Linked DNA regions of Homo sapiens: region 2 is linked to region 1. Evidence: chromatin loops called from intact Hi-C (ENCODE). Cell type or tissue: psoas muscle. All regions are shown on one strand.

Region 1 (8,000 bases):
GGGCACCACCCTCAGCAACAAGACTAGCTCTCAGCCACCCTCACAGCTCGGCGTGGCACGGACGTGCTGATCTTATGGTCAGAGGGACAAGGGGAAGTGCTGCGTAGACTCCAACTGGCAGGGGCGGATCTTTTGTCCTTTCCTTCTCCTTCCTGCAGCCTGGAACTCAAACGAGAAGGCCCGGGCTCCGGCAGCCACCTTTGGCTATGGAGTAATCTTGAGACACAGACACATGCAGGAAACTTTAGTATTAAAGTAGGAGAAGCCCCGTTCTTCTCTGACTTCATAGAGCCGTTGCACTTTATGGTAGCCTGGTTGCTTCCTTCTGGACTTTTTCTGACAGGAGAGAAATTAAACACCTGTCTTACCTAAGCCAGTATTATGTTGAATTTTCTGTTACATGCGGCCAAACTTAATCTTTACATTAATGCTACAACATTAATGAAACTGCTAGGAGAAGCTGCCTTGCCAGGCTCCCCGGTGGCTGCCATCACATCCAGCACCCGGTTTCTCAAACTTCCCCACACCCACCACAGAAAAGCAAGAACTAGGTACAGTATCTGGCATTCTGTAGGCACTGATGGTCATGGAATTCAGTCTCTCTGGTGTATTTTAAGTTGCCATTCAAAAATAAAGCACTCAGGTAATATAAGTGAATTTTGATTAAATTACAAGTAACAATTCCTATTCGGGTTGATAGAGCTCTTTCTTTAAAAAGGCTGAATTTTATCTCCTTTTATAGAATTAAAGTTTTTACTTTTCATTTGTGATGAGCTGAATTTTCAGGCTGATGAAATAAGTCACTGATATTTACCACACAGGACTTAATCAAAAAGAAGCTTAGGTTTCAATGGTGGGTTTCCTTTTTGGGCATGGACCGTGGTTTTATAGTGGAAAGCTTTGTAGCTTGGCTCACACTGATGTCCGCTGCTCCTCACATGTGCGTCTTATCTTGGAGGCTGGGCTCCTCCGTAGGTTCTCCTGCCAACAAGCGAGACAGAAAGGAGGCGGCAGCTGGGGGAACTCAGCCTTCCTTCCCACCACACCTGCACCTTGCTGAGCCACTGCTCCCAAGACGAGGCACAGAATTCCCAGAGCAGCCTGGCTTCAACCTACTCATTTGGTGTTCTTTAAATTAAAAAAAAAAAAAAAAAACTTCTGGCAAATCGTGGTGGCTCACGCTTGTAATCCCAACACTTTGGGAGGCTGATGAAGGTGGATTGCTTCAGCCCGGGAAGGAGTTCCAGGCCAGCCTGGGCAACATGGTGAAACCCTGTCTCTATAAAAGAAATTCAAAAGTAATCCAGGTGTGTTGGCACGTGCCTGTAGTCCCTGCTACTCGGGAGGCCGAGATGGGAGAATCAGATATCTGAGCCTGGCAGTTTGATGCTGCAGTGAGCCAGATTGTGCCACTGCACTCCAGCCGGAGCAAGAGAGCAAGATCTGTCTCAAAAAAAAAAAAAAAAAATTTTCTTACATCACTAGTTTTCTTGCATGGCCTATGAGTTCCCATCCACTCTGTAAGCCTTTATAAGTGTTATGGTGGGATCCAAGTATAAGCTCTGAGTTACTGTCTCATTCTCCCCCGTTCACTTACAGATGACATTCTCGCAGACCAGACCAGCAAGTCTCCTTGCCCGAGGCCACACAGGCAGGAACCGCCAGGCACCCCGTCCAGTGTCCCAGCCGAGCCCTCCTGGGAGGTTCCTGTGTGCTGGACACATGCCTGGCTGGCTATTACCTGTGTAGTTTATCCAGTGGTTACACTGACTTGAAGTGGTCTTTCTGAAGACGACATTGACTTTGAAATTACTTGCATTATCCAGTGATCAGCTCTGGTCATTGTGATCCTTTCCAAGCCATACATAATTTTGGGTTTTGCTGTGGCTGCTGACCAGCATCTCTGTTTAAGAGACTGAGCTTTGTGCTAGAGATTCTGGTTTTGATGCATTTCCTAGGCACGCCCACTTCTCCAGTAGAAAGCCAGGAGTGAGTCCCTCACCGAGCTGATCCTTGTGAAGATGAACAGTTCTCTCCATTTGTGTTTAGTGACAAGTATGTTCGTTAAAATATCACGAAGCCTTCACAAGATGTTCTACTAACTAGTTCGAGACACAGCTTGTATACTGTGCACTGAATGAGTTTGCATAGGTTGTTACATAGATTATCATACACCTATAATAAATAGAGTATGGAAAACACTGCTAAAAAGTTTCAATGAGGACCAGGTGCAGTGGCTCACACTTGTCATCCCAGCACTTCGGGAGGCTGAGGCAGGAGGATCGCTTGAGCCCAGGAATTCAAGGCTGCAGTGAGCTATGATTACGCCACTGTACTCTAGCCTGGGCAACAGTGATACTCTGTCTCAAAAAAAATAAAAATAAAAATTCATTGAGTTTAAGAGGGGTTTTTTGTATGGTTACAAAAAAAAAGCAGTTTAATTCCTTTACTCTTATGAGCCACTTATTTGGTTCTTCAAACATGTAGAGGCCAAAAAGGCACTGTTTCTTTAGGTTAAAAAAATGGGCAAAAAATCTGATTTTATGTTTCTTTTCTCAAAAATTATTCACTAATTATTAACAGCAAACGCTGCGTCTCCTGGAGTCACCAGGCACCGAGCGTTGTGTGTGTTTCACCCGCTTGGCGTTTTCATTCTCATTTCATGTATTTGAAAGCTGGGGCTCCGTACAGTTATGACATTGACCCAGAGTCACTCAGATTGCAAATGACAGAGCCAGGGTGTGAACCCAGATAGGTCAACCTCAGCCTGAGTGTCTCTAACTCTTCAGGTTAACAGCCTTCTCCGGATACCAAAGCAGCACTAAACCATCTATTCAGCTGTGCGGGCACCTGTGTGGGATAGAAGGGGCTGAGGGATCCTGCTGCCACATTGATAACTATCGCTGGAACCAGGGTCTGAAACCGAGTCAGACTGACCCTGAAACCTACTTGCCTGACCATTTTACTCCCATACCTCGGGCTATCTTGCAAAGGAAGGGTTAAAGAATACGTGATGCAACCTCCTGAAACAGGCAGCCTAGGAACTTTGACCCACACACTCAGCCCCGATCTCTGTGGCCACCTCTGTGATACAGACGGCCGCTTGGGGACAGCAGAGGCTCAGGGGCAGTGAAAAGCAGTGCCGGGGCTGGAGATGAAAGAGCCAATTCTCCATTCTTCTGTGAGTCCCCGGAGATGAACACTGTGAACTTGTTCCCAGTCTCTGTGTCTCGTGCCAGCGGCCCTCCCCTCCCCCTTCCAAGGACAAGTCCACCCCCAGAGGATTTGCCCCTGGAAATGGGTCCTCATGGACAGGGGAGAATCAGAGATTATTTGCTTGAGGTGGCAAAAAAAAAAAAAAAAAAAAAAAAAAATACAGACACATCTCCGGCCAACCCTTTTTATAGATGTATTTTTGTTTTTTACAAACCAAATAGCAGAGGTTGATTATTAGTACAGTAGTTTGGGGTTTTTTCTCATCATTAACCACTTAGTTACTATAAATGTGTTTTAACTCACGGGGAAAAAGTCCAGCATACCGTAAAACCTGAGTCCCACCCAGCCAGCTCGGAATGGAAGGCTTCCAAGGCCCGGGAGGCGCGCTCTGTCAAGTTGCTGATTCGGGAGATAGCAGTGAATCGGGGTTCCACCACGCCCCCAGAATACTATTCACAGCAGCTTTGTCATTGACCGTTCTCCCTTTTGGACGAGATCTGAAACAAAGCTTCCAATCACTTCCGATCCTAATAGCGTTACCTCTCTTAGGTAGGGTGTAAGGATTCTTAGTCAAATTTCAACTCAAGTAGGTTACCTAGGAACATTCTTAGGGCTTAACCTACTTAGTTCTTCTTGCGGTTTCAGTTGAAAGTGATAGACTCTTCCAGGCTCTTTGTGTTCCACGGTCCGGTGGTGAAATCACTGCTATCTCTCCCTCCTTAGAGAGCCCACTGCTTCCCACCAATGAGTTAAGTAGTTTTTCTTGCCCATTTCTGCAAATTTGTGTTCATAAAATCAGTTGATGGATGAAAGTTACTGAAGAAATTGCTAACAATTTCGAGGCTTTCCTTAAATTGATAGTTTGTTTTACTTTATTCTAGTTCTCAGTGGAAACAAAAGGCAAGAATGATCTTTGGAATGTTCTGTTTACAAAATCAACCCAAACAAGATATAGATGAGACTCATTGTCTTCCTCCAGAATAACAATCGCCTTTAATTTCTGTGCTGCTGAAACAGTCACAAGAGTCATGATAGATCCAGAAAGAGACCCTTGGTGCTTCATGTGGTATCTTTCTTTAGTACGGGTCTCTTTTACATTCAGCAGGTTTCATTAGAAAAAAGAATTTCAAAGTATTTCATTAACAAAATTGAGAAAATGCGTATTTAAACATTGACATCCTTATGAAAGAGTAATTTCTTACATAAATGTAGCATTTTCACCTATGTTACCTCATTTAATCTTCAGAACTAATCTTAAGTTGCAATTTCACAATTTTATAGACAAGGAAATGGAAACTCATAGATGTTAATTCACTCGTTCCGGGCCACGGAGGTGTACTTTTTAGAGCATAGTCTTATTTAATGGTCTTGACTCTAAGTCCAAAACAGAAGCCTCCACTTTGCTGAGCACCAAAAGATCGGGAGATGAGTCAGTGTGTGAGTCCCAAGAGGAAGAGAATCTGCGGGTCCTTAGCAGTTAAGGAAGCGTCATGAAACATTTCTTGAAGAATGGATAGGATTTAAATAGTTTAGAAGATGCAGTCTTGAAACTATGTGGGTGATCCAGGTTGCATGAGCAACAAATATTTGTTGGACAATTGAAGAGTGAATGAATGAGGACGGAGGGTGTCTGAGATCAGGAAAATGATCTGGGAAGGTATGAAGGCAAACATTCCCACGACGTGTTCGGGGAACCGTGAGTAGGAGCCACTGGCTCTAAGAGAGTGTCCCTCTGGACAAGTAGAGAGAGATGGACTGCCATGGGTGCTCTGGGGGCTCGAAGGGCATGGAAGGGCATGGAAGGCCAGGCTAAAAAGTGTTGATTTTGCCTTACAGATTAGGTCAGGTCTTCATTGCTTTTGACTAAGGAACTTTATCCTGAAGACAAGATCATGGGAAATCATTGACAACTTGTAGGACATGATATGACCAAACTCAGTGTTTTAGGAAGATGAGCAGGGAGTGAAGCACAAAACAGATGAAGAGTGTGTGTTGACTCTGGTTTTAGGAACTCACCCTGTGCCTCTCTAAAGCTTCTGTCAGCTCTTCCCATCAGTGGGAAGCAGATTTAGAGGCCAAGCTGCCTAGAAGACATAGGGTTAAAGAAAAAAAAAAGGAAGAAAAAGAAATGCACCTTTAAAATTTCCCAACCTTGATTTATACCTACAGAGATGTATGTGTGGTCACTCCTTTTATTAGGGTTTTTAAGCTAATCAGTAGGCTTGACTAAAGAATTGTAAAACTTTCACTACAAGAAAAATTAAAAGAAGTCATTTCCTGTATCTAAAATGATCACGTATACTTCTGAAATTAGGAAAACGCAGGCCAATGATAAAAATATAACTGTAACGAAACTGTAGGTTTTTTACTGATTGTATTACACAATATTTCCTTTTGGATTCTTAATACAAAGCAATGCAACACTGGTTTGGTTTAAAATAAAATATGGAGAGATTCTTGTTCTGTAGGAAGCTCATCACTCTAATGGGTGTCTTACTCACTGGAACAGTATTTTGGCTGTACTGGAGCACATCGAAAGGAATGAGATTTAGCTTTGCCAAACTTCCACTGTGAAAGAGTTTGCTACAACAGTGTTTTATTTTATTCTTATTGAACTTCAGCCAGTTGAAAATAGAATCTCCTCACCATCCTTTTAAATTAGCCTTAAGCTGCAGATAAAAGACAAAAATCAATGTGCAAATTTAGCTCCTTGTGCTCGGTTCCTTAAGAAATTTACCCCAGTGCTAATATGCAGGATGCATAGATAATAGAACATAGAGTAACTGGAAGTTTTAAAGTAGCATTTCTTGTTCAGTTTAGGTCTACTTAAGAGTCTGGTAAATCCTGTACATAAATTGTTTCTTTAATGCTACATTAAAGACAGTGCATCTCTTTATACTGTCCATACTAGCTCAGTAACACTGCCCCTGATAACATTTCATGTGGCCATGACAAATTATGGTGAAATTTTCAGTGTCCAATTGGAATGGAAATTGCTAGAAAAAAGCGGTGCCTAAATAATGGTGCAATTCTATTTATTCCATTTCACTAAGAATTACTAAGGGCTTCGAAAACCCAAATCGAAAAAGGAAGCACATAAACAATGTTCGTATTGGCCATACTAGCTTGAATGTCTCTAATTGTTCTAAGTGGTACAGGTGCTATGAGCTCCTAAGAATATCCCTGTGTTTGAGAGGAGTTAACTCAGAGCCTTGGGTTGCTTGCTGTCCTGCCGCACTGCACGAGAAAGGTTAGCAACATAAAGAAATGCAACTTTGCCTACTTCAGGCATTAATATAAAGAAACCTACGTACAGGCACCCAGAGACACAAAAAGAGAGAGAAAGCTCACCATTCTTGAAAAAGGCAGTTCTGCAGGCTCCACAAACAAGTACACCAGTGAATGGGAATGATAAGAGGAGAACAATTTGGTTACATTCAGAGACCTGGTGGGCAAATGGAAATGGGACAAGCAGTAGAAATTAGGCCAGATCATGGAAGATTTGTTTTGTTTTGTTTTCATGGCATGATACCTGCAAGGCCAGGAAGGCTGAAGCCAGAACACCAATGCAATTAATTAGCAGAAACCAAAAAGTAATTAATTTAGCACACCACCATATAGGGCAGAAGCAAATACTGCTGTTTGTAGCCAGGGATGGGGAAAGGATCTAACCACACTCCAGGCACCTCTGCACATGGCACCACAGAGAGAAAGATGGAGGAGGAGTGCAGCCGTACGCTGGGAGTCATCACAATTGTTTTTTTACCGATAAAAGCAAGTGGGAACAATTGGCCAAAACAAGCCTGGATTGTAGTAGAAAATTAAGCTAAGAAAGAAAGATCAGGGGACATTGTGATAAAACAATCCACGTAATTTCTATAACATGGATCCAGCTTAATAAGATGTCCTGAAGTTCAGCATGAGTAAAGTTCCAGGACAGTTCAGGGTTGTCATAGGAAATCTACATTTTTCAAATTAACAGGACTTAAAGATGTTACTGTTACTTCAACACTTGGTAAATTTCACTGCAAATATATAAGCCATTTTAAAGGAAAGTATTAGATAATCAAAGAATTCGTTAAGAAAAAGAACAAATTGAGTGCCCACAATATAAATGGTGGCCCTGCTGCAGATTAGTTCCCGATGCCTGAGATAAGATGCTGGAGGAAATCGCGGCATCATCAATTTAATCCCACACAAAATGCAAGCGACCACCTTAGCTTAGTTGCAGTTGTGGTGGGCATGAACTTCACAGGGGCATAATTGAAGGCCAAAATTAAATGCTCTTTATTTCTCTGTATCTCCGTGTAATGTCCTGATCCTGAGCCCCAGACTGCCTCATGGGTCCAGTAGGGATGCCTCTCAGCAGGTTGTGCATCGGGAGAATTTTGCTGCATTGAGCTCCAGAGCTGCTTCCCTGTGTCTCCTCTCCCACTGCTGACCCCACCCCCATCTACTCTAAGCCCCAGCAAATCACCCCAGCACTCCCAGGCAGTGAGTGGGGGAGGGCGTGCCCCCTCCTCTCTCTGTTTTGGTCCAGCCTATATGTCACAGGGCTTCTTTAAACAGTGACTGGGCCTTTCTGCTGGCCTTCACTTAACTCTCAGCTCAGCTTGCAGGCACCCTCTGAGACGCAGGCACTGCCCCCTTATAGAATCTGCATAGTGGGCTGCCTAGCCAGGGGGCTTCGTTGTGTGGCCTTTTCTCTGGCAGGCTTTCAGATTTCCCCCTTCCCCCAAGAATGGAGCCAAGGGGTGGACCCCAACATAGCCTGCTGGCTGCAA
Region 2 (8,000 bases), 780 kb after region 1:
TTTGGAATATTTGCAACTCTTGAGATTTTTTTGAAGCACAAAATGTGTTTGAGAGTACAGGACAGCCTCAGAGGCACAGAGATAAAAATAACCGAATTATTTCCATTCACTCCTCTGTTTGAAGTCATAAAATAAACTGAGAAACAGCATGAATCGTAAAAAGATGAATTGGGAATCTGAAATTCTTTCAGCTTTGTTCATCTAAGATATTCATTGTTTGGAAGTGGTTTATTATAAATTTTTCTGTCATTGGTGACCCTTGGTTAAAACTTAAAAAAAGAAACATATTATCAAGATCTTATTGGTCCAGACTAAGTGTTTGATACTGTATCTTAGAGCCATTATAAATGTCTTTCTCAACAGTACCACTTTTGTTACCCTCATATTCATTATTCAGGATGCCACACATTTAATCACATAAGATCCATAAGAAATTTAAATGCTTTGAAGTTCATATGGCCACATAAGAGCTTTATAACTTATGGGCATAAGAAGAAATTTCATTTTTACATGGCACTAAGAGACAAGAGGATAGAAGCCCATGGAAACAGATGGAGGTGGCTTAGACCCAAGCATCGGTTTTGAGAACACAGGCCAGGGGTTAAGGACAGCTTCTGGAGGCTCCTGCTGTTCTTCTGCCCTCCCCCACCCCATCTAGTCCTCAGCACAGTGCCTCCCTGTCCTTTACTGTAGAAGGGTTCTGATTCAGAGATAATGATGCTGTGAGAACAAATTGGGGGAGAAAAAGGTGAAGTTAAAATTAACTCTGGTAGTATGGGGTGAAAGAGGCAAAAAAAAAAATGCTTGAAGATTTACTGAATATACGTCATCCAGATTCTGCCAAGAGAATGTACAGTGCTAAGTGTTGGGTGTGTTTTTCAGTATTTCTCTGGAGTGCTCTCAGAAAAATCCTCGTAGAAACGACTGAATGAGAGTGTATGGTTTGCTGTAGAAAAGTTATATTTAAGATAGCTAAAACTAATTTTTAAATGAAAGGCAGTTTTGCTTGTGGAGTTTCACAAACATCAAAATGCCTTTTAGATATCTGTCTTAAACGAATCCTAATATGTAACAAAGAGAAGCCATTCCAGCGTGGGGCCAAGGCTTCCTAAACCAAATGATTTTTGTGTTTTAACAAAGTGCCCTGGACTTGGAACCTGGAAGACTGCTTGGAAATTTAGATCTACCTTAACTCACCTTCTCTGGGCCTCTGGAGCCTCTGTTTGTGCCCCGTACTGTGCATAGACCTGCTCCCAAGTGTCATTGGAACATATTTATTCCCAGCTCTGCATCCAGTGACCTCACATTGGTGGCTTGCAGTTGGCCATGTGGGAGCATTTACACCATGGAAATTGGCAAATCCTAGCTATCACGGCTTTATTCTCTCAAAGAGTCAGTAGTGAGGTATTTGCCAACAAACTTCTGTTGCTGGCTGATATTTAGGATACTCTGAAAATTCCATGCTGGTCTGATTCTATGGAGCAATTGTTTGCTTTTAGCTCTTAGTTTCCACTAATTCAGTGACATAAACTCCAGAGAATTACATTTTGTCTCAAAGCCCTCCAGGCGGGGCTTGGTCAGCTATGGGATGGGTGAGTGGCAAGTGGCTCTGTGAATGCGTCTTGGGGCTCCGCCTCTCCCCTTTAGTCAGAGCTCTGTTATTCCACCCCGATCCTCATCATTAGCTGCTAGAAATAGTCACCACATGGTCTGCAGAGCCTTGCTTGCATGAGGTATGCCCAGAGGAATGGACATTCTTCAGCTTCTCTTCCCTGAAGTCACATTTCCAATGAAAAGACTGAGACCCAATCTAAGCGCAAATGCTTGGTATTATCATTTACGTACATTACATTGTATCCCCCTGCAATTCTGCCTCCTGCCAAAACTTTACAGTGTACATCATGTACCCATTCCAATAGTAGCTTTCCTGGGGAAAATGAAAAGTACATAAAAGTACTGGCTATGTGGAAATAACACCTTTATATAACATTGATCCTTAGTAAGATCAAAACATAGGATAAAAGTAATCATGTTCTCAGAAGCAACACATGAGTACATGAAAATCAGTGTGTGGTCTATTTGCTTTTCTCTTTTGGATTATTTATAGAGATAGTTGTGGCATTTCAACAAGAGAATGGCCACGTTTGATTGTCTTACCCATGAGGGGTGTGTTATGTATACACTCTCCTAAGGCTTGGGAGGGAATAAAGTGTTCCTCTCTCCTGCAAATGCCGTAATTTACTAGCCACTTGCACCTGTCATGCTGCACATTTCTCTCCCAGTGGGAATACTACGTATGCCTTCAATAAGCCACCATCCCTGGCAACTAAAGGAAGGGCAGAAAGCTGTGTGTGTCCATTAAGTCTATTTTGCACCTTTGATCTTCTTGCTTGGCCACTTTATTTGTCATCTTTCCAACTCTTCTGGCTAAAGTGGTGCGGCTTTCACCTTAAATCAAGTATTTTCCATTCTTTAGCAATTTAATTTGTAAATCTTTTACAGCACGTTTTTGCTTTGGTTTGATCCCTTCTGGAGAAGGTGGATGTTGGGGATATGGAAGAAAGAGTTTAAGAAAAAATAATCCAGATTATAGGGGTGAACATCATCAAAATACAGCTTCCTCAAAACAATGTGCTTCTCTCATTTGCAGACATTATTTCTGAAGAGTTATATTTGTCCCTTGTTTCAATGGAAGTAGTTTATTTCCATTTATTTTCAACTTTTCTCTCGCATTTTGTATTTTCTGCATTATTTTTGATAGAAAGTGGGCATACTTGAGTTGTCAACCATGTAGGGAAACTTTTAAGTTCTTTTAATATTTTCAACAGGAGCCCTATAATTGGATAATTATTTTTTTAAAATACTTTTTGGCTTGTTCTACTTTTTCCCTTTTGGGCTGTCTTACTATGTTTGAAAATGCACACACGATAAAACCTAATAATAGTAATTCCGTGCACAGATTTTCCTCATGGCAACGTTCTTGAACCATGATCACACTTTCATAATGCGGCGTCCTAGTGGCCAGATGACATTTCTGGCTCGTCACTTGTTGAGCCATCTTAACCTTGAACCAGCTTTGAGTCCTTCACAGTCAGTGCTAGCGGACAGAGCCCCCTGCTGGAAGTTCTGGGCACCTGTATTTCCCCTGGAAACGGAAGGTCACTCCCCAAGGCTGGGAGACCAGGAGGCTGGAATATACCCAATTCGTGAAAAAAATGGACAGAAAGCATTCGACTGACAGCATGAGTCAATAAAACCTCAAATTATTTTTTCAATACACTTCCTTTCCTTTTGAAAGTTTGGGTAAGAAAGGCAAATACCAGATCTCTTTAAACGATCTATTGTTTCTCAAATTAGAATTTCCTAAGAAATGATTCTTTTGGTTAATAAAAGGTATGCCAGCAGTGGGGTGGGTATTATATTTTCTCATTTCAAATTTTGGAAATGGTGGATTAAATACAATTAAACATGATTCTTTGTTGCAGAACTTCTCAGTGCCTTTAATATGAAAAGTGCATTTTGTACAACAGAGTTTTTCCTAAACTTGTTTGACCATGGGCATTTATTTTGTGGCACATTTATTAATGTTTTTGGAAGAGTGCTTCGCAGAATATCAGTTTAGGAAATCCACTGATGTTCTTCACTCATTTTTCTAAGGCTTCTGTTTCAAAGAATACTTCAATTTTATTCTAATTATACCACTGTACATACAACTGCGGGAAGGCTATTTCTTAATATTCTAATGCTGAGAGACACAATGCTTGGCACTTGGATAGTCAGGGAAGTTTTTATTCATTTGAGTCTTGGCTCATTTTTTGTGCTATCTTTATGAATATCTTCGTTTAGACATAGGTTCATCCATATTTTATAAAAATGATTTTTCCTTAGTTTTAATGGACATACTTTAACAGTTAGCAGTGTTTGAAAAGAAGACTTAAGAATTATATGCATCTTAGATTTATAGGCCAATAAAGTATTGATTCTATGTAGGAAAGAGTGAGCTGGTCTCATACAGGTATTTTGGGATCAAGCGCTTCTCATAAAATCAGTGTTTGAAAAGGAAATTATCATATTACTCTTCATATTATAGTGGTTTTGTTACTTTAAAAGTGCTCTTATGGGATCATACACAGGTGCATACTCACTTTATAGGTGTGACTGGGCAATGGAAGTGTTTACTAGAAAATATCTCATGAGAAAACTTAGATTTTCTAGGGTTTCCAGTTTGAAACATTCACAAGGTTCTGATTACTTAAATTACATTTTAATAAACAAATGTTCTGGTCTAATCCAGATCTTGTGATTTCTCTGTAGCTGGTTACTTCTTACTGTATCAACTAAATGTAAGAAACAGTTCTCCGTGTAGAATTCAAGTGTTGTCCTATTTTTTATTAGCTGCTAGAAGAGAGTGCCCCAAGTTTTTCCTCCAGGGCACATGGTTTGATTGGCATACTTTAGCTTTGTTCTCAGGAGCACCATGTCACGTGGATTCTCTCCTATTTAATCAGGCCACTGTAAAACGTGGTACAAAATGGTCAGAATGATTAGGGTCATACAGTGCTTACCGGACTGCTGCCATTTGGTTTATTCATTCTGCTAAGATTCTCAGCTTTAGGAAGAGCTGCTTTACTCAGGAGGAAGAGAAAATTAATTCTCCAATCCTAAGTCTTCCGTCTCAACGCTGCATCCTGAAGTGATTTGTAAAATTCAACTCTAACCCTGCGGATTCTGGGTCAAAACACACCCATCTTCAGTTTCCCTGCAGAAGGACAGAGCCGGAGAGGAACGTGCTGTCTGTCTGTCCTTCTGGGCCTGGTCTCAGCCAAAGCTTCCAGATAGGTGCTTTCAGGATTTCCCAATTGCTTCAAGTAACCTCTTTCAGGACTTTGCAGTCTTACTGTTCAAACCGCTTTCTTTCCCCGAGTCCCTTTAAGAAAATGCAATATGTAGATATTTGATTTAAATAAAATCCACAAACATTGTTAAGCATATTTATTAGATAATTGTTTCTTCCCATTACAGAAATACTCTCTACTCCAAAAACGTATTCAATTCCTTCAAACAGAAAACTTCTGGTGACTTTGAATATGACACATTTCAAAAGAATGGGGAATTCCTGTTAGGCCCCCGGCACTGTGGGCTTCCTCATGCTGCTCTCTTGTTCAATGCAATGCAAGTCCCACCAATCCTGGAATTCTTGCTGATGTCTAGCTCCTGCCTCCTGCTTGCAAGTAGAGTTTCCAGACAAAATACGAACACCCTGGCCATGTTTGGGACATGCTGCTACTAAAAAAGTATTCCCTACTTATCTGAAGTTCAAATTTAACTGGGCATCCTCTGTTGTTATTTACTAAATTTGGCCACCCTAATTCTAATTCACTTGGACTCTGACAAAATGCGCAGGATTTTATAAAAAGACTTTTATTCTGAGTCGAAGAAATGTAACATAAATGGCAATATTCTCTCTCTCTTCTGGGACAGGGTCTTGCTCTGTCTCCCTGGCTGGAGTACAGTGTGCAATCATGCATGGCTCACTGCAGCCTCAACAATCCTGGACTGAGGTGATCCTCCCATCTCAGCCTTTCAGGTAGCTGGGACTGCAGGTGCATACCACCAGGCCAGGCTAAATTTTGTATTTTTTTGCATAGAGACGGAGTTTCACTATGTTGCCCAGGCTGGCCTTGAACTCCTGGGCTCAAGTAATCCTCCCACCTCAGCCTCCCAAAGTGCTGGGATTACAGGTGTGAACTGAGTCCTGCTGGCAATTATTTTTATCGTCAAGAAACCTGATTCTTTTTACTTTAACACTGAGATTGATTCCAACATCACCTTCACAGATACCTGGGACTTTCTCTGGGAAAGTCCACAGCAGCCTTCAGGGGCCCCAATGTGTCCCCTTTAAATCCCAGCGACTGAGCTGTTGCTCGGGGTTCCGCTACTGGCACCCGGCCCACTGAGCAGGACAGCTCCTTCCTGGAATCTCCTGACCCTGAGTGGGAGCCCCTCTGTTCCAGCGAGCTCCAGGCCTGCCTCCTTCACGAGGCCCCCAGCTCGGGCTGGCAGGGACTGCACCTTGGCTGCTCTCTTCCGTGCTCACATGTGGGCACTCACTCCGTGTTGTGCCCCCTCCCTCCACGCGTGTCATCTACCCAACATCGGGAAGCTCGCTGAGGGCTCACTCCCTAGCTTTCTCCTGTTTCCTTGGGATTGCGAGCTATTCTTAGTCAGTGTTTAATAAATGCTTCCTGAATGAATAAAAATGTCATTCCAACAGAAGCTCCAGTCACACGCCCTGGAGATTTAGCACTACAATCTGAAGAACATGTTCAAAACCCATTTTTCTGTAAAATAACAGACCTTACCAATCGCTCTTGTAATAATCCTTATGGAGGAGGAGAATCTTATCAGCTTCCCTTAATTCCACAGAGGTAATCCCTGCAGCCCCAGCTTCATCGTGGCAATTATATCAGTTCTTTGTTGTTCTGTTTTAGATTTGTTTCCTGAATTCTCAGTGAATGCCAGGGATTGATTGAACTGGGTCATTTGTATTTAATCCAGATTCTTTGTCTCTGCAAGGATTGGAGCCTTGGCCCCGGGACATGCTCCTGGGTGCGCTGCGTTTCTCCCAGCCCTGAATCAGGACACTCTGAGCTGCCTTTCCCTGGCTGGCATGGAGGAGCAGGAAGAATCCTGACGCTGGAGTCAGGAAGGCTGGGTTCCAACCCGGCTCCTCTCCGCTCCTGGGCTGAGAGGGTCATAGCACCTTGTGGGGCCACCTGGGGTGTGCTGGGTGCACGGCGGGCCCCTCAGCCATGCCCGTTCCTCGTCCTCCCTCTCTTCTACGTTCCACTCCTTACACACTTGTGTGTAATTTAGCTCTTATTGACAGAATAAAGTAAGGAGGGCTTTATTCTCACGTGCCCAGGAGCTCCATGAGCTTATGCAGTGCAGAAATGAACCACTAAACCACGGTACTTTTTCAGAAAGCAACTTTCTCCTTTTCCTTGATTTTTGGAGACTAAATATGGCAAATGCCTTCTGGTGCCCCTTCCGTGGTGCTCATTAATTAGCCCTGAGGCATTTTCTGTTGGTGATCCCTGTCATCTCCTTTCCCACTCCGTGCAGGCTTTGTCTGAAGACCAGGAGGGAGAAGAAACTTTTGGTGTCTCCAACGTGTGCAGGGCTGGGAGCTGCTGTGGCCTCATTCTTGGGGGTGGTGGGGTGTGAGGAGGATACATAAGCTTCTGGGGCACCTGGCACCAGCCAGTAACCTGGGACTCTCTCACCCTCCGTTTTCAGCTTTGGGGGCTACAAAACCTGCCCAAAGGATGTGCCGTGAGTGCTGCTCTATCATTTCACTGTCACTGGGGATGAAAAGGTGGGAGAAATGATGCAAGGAGTTCTCACTGCCATTCTTTTATTTGCTCTGACATTAAAAAAAAAAAAAAAGGTAGAGCTTGTATTTCTTACATGCCCAACTGTTGTTTTTAAAACTTAGAAATTTGGAAAAGCTTCTGTGACACCTGCATTTTTTTTTTTTTTTTAAGTTGGAGTTTCCCTCTTGTTGCCCAGGCTGGAGTGCAGTGGCACGATCTTGGCTCACTGCAAACTCTGCCTCCCTCGTTCAAGCGATTCTCCTGCCTCAGCCTCCGAAGTATCTGGGATTAAAGGCACGTGCCACCACACCCAGCTAATTTTTGTATTTTTAGTAGAGACGGGGTTTCACTATGTTGGTCAGGCTGGTCTGGAACTCCTAACCTTGTGATCCACCCGTCTTGGCCTCCCAGAGTGCTGGGATTACAGGCATGAGCCACTGCGCCCAGCCTGACAGCTGCATTTTTAAACTGTGCTGGAGACAGTGCACCTCTGTGATGGGGCTGGCAGGGGCTGGGGTTTGCCCAGGCTCAGGGCTGGGGTGCCACCTCCCTTGTCCTGGCGACTGCCCTTCAGGGAATGACTTTCATTGTCCTCATTCTGGAAATGAGGAAATGGAGGCTTAG

Evidence for each region. Peaks named below come from ENCODE experiments on the same cell type or tissue, not always from the same donor. Only the 100,000 strongest peaks of a DNase experiment are listed, where the experiment ranks them.
Region 2: it touches region 1 in a loop (10-fold over the local background); 67 of 110 quality-filtered maps call a loop at or near these places.

Annotation. Positions count from the first base shown.
Region 1 is chr6:163,178,258-163,186,257 of GRCh38, forward strand. The region is part of intron 4 of PACRG (parkin coregulated); the gene reads left to right. PACRG-AS3 (PACRG antisense RNA 3) reads right to left here. Exons shown (of 4, transcript NR_122120.1): 3 at 6,568-6,661; 4 at 3,388-5,300. Among named protein-coding and RNA genes, the nearest start is that of PACRG-AS3, 9.7 kb to the right of the region's middle. RefSeq lists enhancers at 2,730-3,310, 2,940-3,234, 7,877-8,000. In psoas muscle, a CTCF peak has its summit at 3,107; a DNase peak (open chromatin) is centred at 3,124; H3K4me3 peaks cover 964 bases; H3K27ac peaks cover 2,969 bases.
Region 2 is chr6:163,953,704-163,961,703 of GRCh38, forward strand. All of the region lies in intron 4 of LOC105378102 (a long non-coding RNA gene), which reads left to right. Among named protein-coding and RNA genes, the nearest start is that of QKI, 540 kb to the left of the region's middle. RefSeq lists enhancers at 6,498-7,269, 7,607-8,000. In psoas muscle, a CTCF peak has its summit at 3,115 (motif pointing left); DNase peaks (open chromatin) are centred at 1,613 and 3,098; H3K4me3 peaks cover 1,229 bases; H3K27ac peaks cover 7,195 bases.